2 separate regions of the Homo sapiens genome follow, and region 1 is linked to region 2. A link is a contact called in ENCODE Hi-C or POLR2A ChIA-PET data. All regions are on one chromosome and are shown on one strand. The core of a region is the stretch at or near the end of the contact, and the rest is flanking DNA. Distances in the headings are between cores, read along the strand shown. Region 1 has its middle 22 kb from the start of TNRC6B. Region 2 has its middle 61 kb from the start of TNRC6B.

Region 1 (3,690 bases), core at 380-2,879, 39 kb after region 2:
ATAAAATAAAAGCATGTATATACGTATGTATGCCTATATGTACATACATATGGTTAAAAATACATATTTTCTGGCTGGGCGTGGTGGCTCACGCCTGTAATCCTAGCACTTTGGGAGGCCGAGGCAGGTGGATCACGAGATCAGGAGATCGAGACTATCCCGGCTGACACGGTGAAACCCCATCTCTACTAAAAATACAAAAAAATTAGCTGAGCATAGTGGCGGGTACCTGTAGTCCCAGCTGCTGGGGAAGCTGAGGCAGGAGAATGGTGTGAACCTGGGAGGCAGAGCTTGCAGTGAGCCGAGATCGCACCACTGCACTCCAGCCTGGGCAACAGAGCAAGACTCTATCTCAAAAAAAAAAAAAAAAAAAAATATATATATATATATATATATATATATATATATACATATATATATATATTCTGCTTCAATTTGCTCTAAAATATATATATATTTGGACTTGATATTTATAGAATCATACTACATATGCATTCTTTTGTGACTTGCTTCCTTCACTTGATTACCTTTTTGTAACTCACCCAGATTGAGGTGTGTAGCTGTAGTTCATTCATTTTCATGCAATATAGTATTCTATTTTCTGAAAACACCATAGCCTATTTATCTGTTTTACTGTTGACAGATGTTTATTCTTCTATTTTTTTCTGTTAAAAATAATTCCACTATAAATACTTTTGTATATGTGCAAAAGCTTCTCTAGGTATATACCTATAAGTAAGTGCAGTTACTAATGTGTACAGTAAATGCATCTTCAAATGTAATAGATAATGCAAACTTTTTGTTGTTGTTGTTGTTGGGGGAGACGGAGTCTTGCTCTGTCGCCCAGGCTGGAGTACAGTGGCGTGATCTCGGCTCACTGCCACCTCTGCCTCCCAGGTTCAAGCAATTCTTCTGTCTCAGCCTCCTGAGTAGCTGGGACTAAAGGCGCACACCACCACATCCAGCTAATTTTTGTATTTTTAGTAGAGACGGAGTTTCACCATGTTGGCCAGGATGGTCTTGATCTCCTGACCTCATGATCTGCCCGCTTTGGCCTCCCAAAGTGCTGGGATTACAGGCGTGAGCCACCCTGCCTGGCTGACAAAACTGCTTTTCAAAGTAGCTATACCAGTTTTCCCTCCCACTAGGAGTGGATAAGAGTTGCTATTGCTGCATACCCTTGTCAACACTTGGTATTACCTGACTTTAATTTTAGCCAACCTAGTAGTTGTGAAATGGTTTTAATTTGCATTTTCTTGACTGACATAAGATTGAACATCTTTTCATATGTTTAGAAACTGTTTATGTGTTCTCTTCAGTGAAATTCCTGCTTGGTTATTTGCAGATTTTTCTAGTAGGTTGTCTTTGTCTCATTGATTCATCACCGTTCTTTTATATTCTAGATGCTAATCCTTTGTCAGAGTTATGTGTTTTGCCGATCAACATGTTTCCTTTTTTCTGCAGATCTAATCACTCAAGGAGAAGTTTGAAAACCATTGGCCCAGGCTTCTGTTCTGTGCACCACAGTGAAACGGCCCTGTGGTTCTGCACAGGGCAGGTGTGGGTTCTTGGAGTGAGTCGCATTGTAGTTACTGACTGCTGCTGACCTGTGGTGCTTGCCTTTGCAGGTGGAACAGGAGGATTTTGTAATGGAAGGGCATGGCAAGACTCCACCTCCTGGTGAAGAAAGCAAACAGTGAGTCACAGTTTATTTAAAAAGAGTCCTATTACAGATCCTCGGAAACACTTTGGTTCAACATGCTGATAAGCGTGTTTGTCAGAGATGTATACGTTGGAGACATTGGGGAACTCACCAGTTGCTTTGGTGGCTGTTAATGCATTGCTTCTATTTATAGACCAACTAACTAGAAGGACAAGAAAGTTAGCGTTACAGTTTTTCACACTCGCCTAATCAAAATTTATGTTATGTTGTAGCAAAGGCTTTAAGGCTCAGTATGTTCCAAATTGAACTAATTCTGTTTGGTTGATTTCCAAAGAAAGTATAAAATGGTACATCCTTTTCTCAGTATTGTCTTTCTGAAGTGAACTAAACTAATAGACCATTTCCCTGCAATCTAAGTGTGAATTTATTTGAATGGTACTTTCTGAAATTCTATTCCATTTGGTTATTTACACTGCTGATCTTTGTTTAAATAACAAATTGTTTCTCTAAAGGAACAGGAATTATAAATAATATAACTTAGCCAACATTCCAAATAATTCAGGATCTCTCCCCTAACTCCTTAAGGGGTAATTGGTTTGTTGTTGGTTTTTTTTTTTTTTTTTTCTTGAGACGGAGTATCACTCTTGTCACCCAGGCTGGAGTGCAGTGGTGCAATCTGGGCTCACTGCAACTTCCGCCTCCTGGGTTCAAGCAATTCTCCTTCCTCAGCCTCCTAAATAGGACTAGGTGTGGTGGCGGGGACTACAGTTGCCCGCCACCACACCTAGCTAATTTTTCTATTTTTAGTAGAGATGGGGTTTCACCATGTTAGTCAGGCTGCTCTTGAACTCCTGACCTCAGGTGGTCTGCCTGCCTCGGCCTCCCAAAGTGCTGGGATTGCAGGTGTGAGGCATCGTGCCCAGCCAGGGGTGATTGGTTTTAAACCTGAAGTTGGGAGTCTGTTGGGTAGCTTTTTGATAGCAGTGAGTGAATTTTTTTCCTCTCTCCGTCATAGAATGTGAAAAATTGTGTTGCAGAGCAGACTGGTTTTTCATATGCCCTTTTAAAGGAAAAACAGTTAAGACTGCTTAAAGTACTGACATAACTACTATTTTTTATTCAGACATTAGTCTCCTAAATTGAATGGGCCAGTGATTATGGAATTTACCAAAAATCTATACAGAGAAACTTCTCTCATTCATATTTTTTTTCCTAGAAAATAGTTTAATTTTGGTCTGTCTTAAGAAAATTATGTCTTTAAAACCCTTAGGAATAAATTATGCAGAATGGACTATGCTGCCACGAGGCCAGATTCATTAAAGGAAAATGGCTCGTCTTGTATTTGTTGTGAATGGAAACCAGGATATTTTCACAGCTGGTTTAATTTGCTAACCAGGCAATTTTAAAAATAGCTCACAATATAAATCCTAGCTTTGCTGTATTCTATCAAATGCACTTACATTTTGCATGGGCTGATGGAATCAATTCATCTTTAGCAAATTAGAATGCCAGACATCTAGTCCCAGTAGAATGACAAGAGAAACACTTCAGGTGCTTTTCTCCGTGTCCACTGCACAGCCCTCCACCCCCACACTCTGGTCAAAGGTCTGTCATATAAAAATTATAACTCCATTTGTCGAGGGTTTTCTGTGCACAAGGTACTTTGCTTAAATATGTTTTACTCTGTCATTTCCACTCATTACACCATTTCATCTCCATTTCACTCAGAGATCAGGGTAGGTAACTTGCCCATGGTAATGCAGCTTGAAATGCAATTTAGATTTGAACCCAGATCTTACCGACTCTCTCACACCCTTTGCCATCCTTGGAAGCTATGCTCTTGAAAAATACTGTTGTTAGTAAAACTGCAGTTGTCAAAATCAAAGTCTCATGAATAAGAGGGAGTAGGCCAGGCGTGGTGTGGCTCACTGTAATCCCAGCACTTTGGGAGGCCAAGGCGAGTGGATCACTTGAGGTTGGGAGTTCAAGACCAGCCTGACCAACGTGGTGAAACCCTGTCTCTAGTA
Region 2 (3,513 bases), core at 866-3,365:
AGCAGTTGTGGAGGAATTTGCCGCTATTTATACCTTGGAAGGAAAATAGTGCTGTAGGTAACTTCAACTAGATAATTTCAAATGTTGATTTTATAATTAATTTTTATGTTTATTTTGAATACGTGTGTACCTGATACAGAGGTTCACAGCCTGGCAGAGAAAGTAATGCAGCTGTTCTGTAAAACCTGGATTCAAGAGTACTTGGAAAACTGCTCAGTTTCCCTAGCCTACCTGTCCTCTACCTTAATTCTTTTTTTCCCCTCCCTTCTGAATACAGGCAGTGTCTGAGACTCACTGCCAAGCAGGCTAGGGACTGAGTGACATGGTCTCTTTCTAGCCTTGTCTGTTAAGGAGACATGTAATGAACAACTTTACAGGGTTGGCACACTATTTGGACTAATGATAGATCCAGAGAAGAGGCTGTGTTTTAACCTAAGCGGGAAACTTTAATCAGAATAGGGAACTAAAAATTAGTGTTATTCTCTTGATAGTCTCTGCGGTTGACAAAAAATTAATGAATCCAGTCGTCCTCTGAAGTGCTGAGGGTCAGACATAACCACGTAGCCTCGAGTTCTCTGTAAGGGCCAGACCCATCTTGGAGGTTGCAGCTAACTTCAATTTTTACCAATGCATTTAATTAGGGGACCCATCCACATTCAAGTACTGAATTGCTGGGATCCCATTGGGATTCAGTTCAGCTTATGTTTATTGGACTCTACCCAATACCAAATTCAAAGGTGTGTCAGACATGGTCCTTGCTATCAAGGAGCTCCTGCTGAGTGAAGAAAATGGACCCGTGGATATTACCAATATAATGTGTATCTCGGAGGAGGAACACTTTGTCCAACCAGGGAGGATACAGAAAATTTCTAGGAGATAACACCTAAAGGAAAAGGGGAAGGGAATAGGCAGAGGGCTCTCAGACATTAATGTGTGTGTTGTGAGTAAGGAAACTGTGCAGTCATGAAGTGATAATGGGTCTGGAGAGGCCTTGGATTTTACCCTAAAGGTAGTTATTGACTGAATTTAGGTGGCGAGATACCCAGAGGTCAAATTTGCTCTTCAGCAAGAAAGACTGCTGTGATACAGTGTACAGTAGGGAGATAGGGAGACAAGTCAAAATATTTCTAATTCTCATCACAGTTCCATCTGAGATGTATTGATTCAAACACTATTAAATAAAGTAAGTCAAATAGAGGGGACGACAGATAGCAGGGCAGTGAGGTGCTTTCAGATTCCCTGCAGCACCATCTCAGCACTGTGCTCTAACGTGGGGCTGAAGCCCTGACTTACAATCTCTAGCTGTGGGGAATGGAGCACGCTGTCTTGGACAGAAGTATTGGGTTGACTGTGAAACTAAGGGGCCAACTTCCAAATAGTGCCAGCTTTCTGACAGCGGTGTAGATGCTGGTCCCAGATGAGCCTCTGCTGGGCTCGCCATTGCTTTGAGCACCTACACACACATAGGTAGCTCCAACCTTGAGGAGCATTCCTTCTGCGTTTGTTTGTTCATTGTAAAATGAAGTTGCTGGCCATTTAATATATATTCCTATATCTCTGTATTCAAATACATGAATATATATTTCAGAGAGAGATTCCATCATGGAATAAATAAAATATTTACTGCATTTACTAGCAACTTGCTATGAATTGATTTTGAAGAGACTGTTCCAGCCATTATGGGGGAATGGATTGGGGAGGAGCAAGAGTAGGAACAGAGAACCAGCGAAATGGCCCCAACAAGCAAGAAGGACAGCAGTGAAAATGAAGAATTATGGGTAGATCTGAGAAACAGATTTTGAAAGAGGAAATGATAGGACTTGCTGATGGGCTGATATGAGGGGTTGGGTGAGAAATTCATGACGGATGTCAGGGTCTGACCTAAACACCTGGGTAGGGGGTGATGCCCTTGATTGTACAAAGCCTTAATATTAATAACCACTTGCCTTTATTGAGCATGTGTTTGGTATCCTGCCCTGTACTAAGAGTTTTACACATACTTCATTTAAACTTCAAAAGAACCCTATGAAGAAGGTGTTGTTATTGTTCCCAGTGTTGGTTGAGGAAGCTGAGCTCTGAGGGGTTGGGCTGCGGGCCTAGAAACAATAGCTGGTGAAAGGAGGAGCTGGATTTCCACAAGTCTGCCTGTGCCACTGTTTCATGTGGCATCTTGCTATGAGCATACAGTTCATAGTGATTTTTTTCTCTTTTCAGGGTTGTGGTTTTTTGCACTGAATGTAACCTAGACTCATCTTCACGGGCTTGTGTTGCCCCAGGTACTGTCAAAGGTAAGTTTTTAAAATATATATCTACCATGTATTGGCAATAGTCTTCTTAAAAAGAAGAAAAGTACTTTTTCAAAAACATTGTTGCCCTTTTACCAAGTTCTTACAGAAAGATATTTTTAAGGTGACCATCATACCAGCCCCTTGCTTTCCTACTATATGGTAGGTGCCTTTTAAAAGCACTGGTATTTAGATGGATACTGACATTTGGTGCCTCATGCTAGAAAGCTACAACTTAGTTATTAGGATTATGTGAATTTTATGTGAGTGTTCCCCTAGCGTCTCTGTCTCTCACCTTTCCCTGCTGCGGTCTGTAGTCCACATTACTGCCAGGGTTCACTTTCTGAATGATAGATTTACTCAGGTCATGCCTTTGCTTAAACAGCCCTCATGGCATCCAGTTGCTGCAGATGTTGTCCCACAGATCCCTTCAAACCTAATTCCAGTCAACATTTCTGGTTGCTTTTTTAGTGAATCCTTATCTGTAAGCCTTAATGGACCATTTTCTTTTCCCTAGATATATATATAGTATTTTTTCGTGGCTTTGTGCCTTGGTTGATGCTTTTCTCTTTTTAGAGCTTGGAAGCAGGGAGAAGAATGTGACTATCTACTCTTCTTGTTGTATTTTTCCTGTTATCTTCTTCTCCCAAACTCCCTTGGCAGAATTTCTTTTTCATCTGTATTCTAAGAGCACCTGTTGTTATTACAGTAATAAATTATTCAATATTTTATATTAAAGTTGTTTATTTGTATCTGTCTCCTTTACTAATATATAAACCCTTTGAGACTGCTTGGAAAGGAGCTAACCTATTTTCAATGCCTAAAAGAGGCCCCCACAAGCAAGAAAGGATGACAGCAGTGAAAATGAAGAATTGTGGGTGGATCTGAGAAACAAATTTTGAAAGCAAAAATGATAGGACTTGCTAATATGAGGGGTCCAGGGTAGGATTGCTAATATGAGCTAATATGAGGGGTCCAGGGTAGGATGATAAATTGATGATGAATTTCTCCCCAACCCTTTGCTAGGCTTATGTGCCTAGTGTATGCACCTTGTCTCTATAGAGACAGCCACTTACCTGAAGACAGTAGCCATAACCATAGCCACTGCTAAGGTCAAAATACTGTGTGGCCTATGGTTTTTGAACCTCCAGTTCAGCCTCAGTAGTATAGAGAAATAAGATAAAATGCTCTTAGACACCTTGCTAAGAGTTCTACACACATTGTTTAA

What was found. A loop is a pair of places that touch in the nucleus more often than their neighbours do. ChIA-PET counts read pairs that join two places held with the same protein, here RNA polymerase II (POLR2A).
Region 1: a loop to region 2 is called in a map of naive thymus-derived CD4-positive, alpha-beta T cell, with 1.9 times the contacts of the local background. The contact joins two enhancer-like sites. A Hi-C loop is called at or near these places in 2 of 168 maps with a recorded cell type or tissue (breast epithelium and naive thymus-derived CD4-positive, alpha-beta T cell) and 1 of 37 single-sample maps with no recorded cell type. POLR2A ChIA-PET finds 5 or more read pairs at or near these places in 9 of 52 experiments (AG04450, BJ, CD8-positive, alpha-beta memory T cell and 6 more).

What each region holds. Positions count from the first base shown.
Region 1 is chr22:40,154,487-40,158,176 of GRCh38, forward strand. It overlaps a transcript of TNRC6B not described here. Among named protein-coding and RNA genes, the nearest start is that of TNRC6B, 22 kb to the right of the region's middle. Within about 2 kb of position 1,630, at least 8 of the 41 ENCODE cell types and tissues checked have a DNase peak (open chromatin) inside an H3K27ac peak, as active enhancers do.
Region 2 is chr22:40,114,841-40,118,353 of GRCh38, forward strand. It overlaps a transcript of TNRC6B not described here. Among named protein-coding and RNA genes, the nearest start is that of TNRC6B, 61 kb to the right of the region's middle. Within about 2 kb of position 2,116, at least 2 of the 41 ENCODE cell types and tissues checked have a DNase peak (open chromatin) inside an H3K27ac peak, as active enhancers do.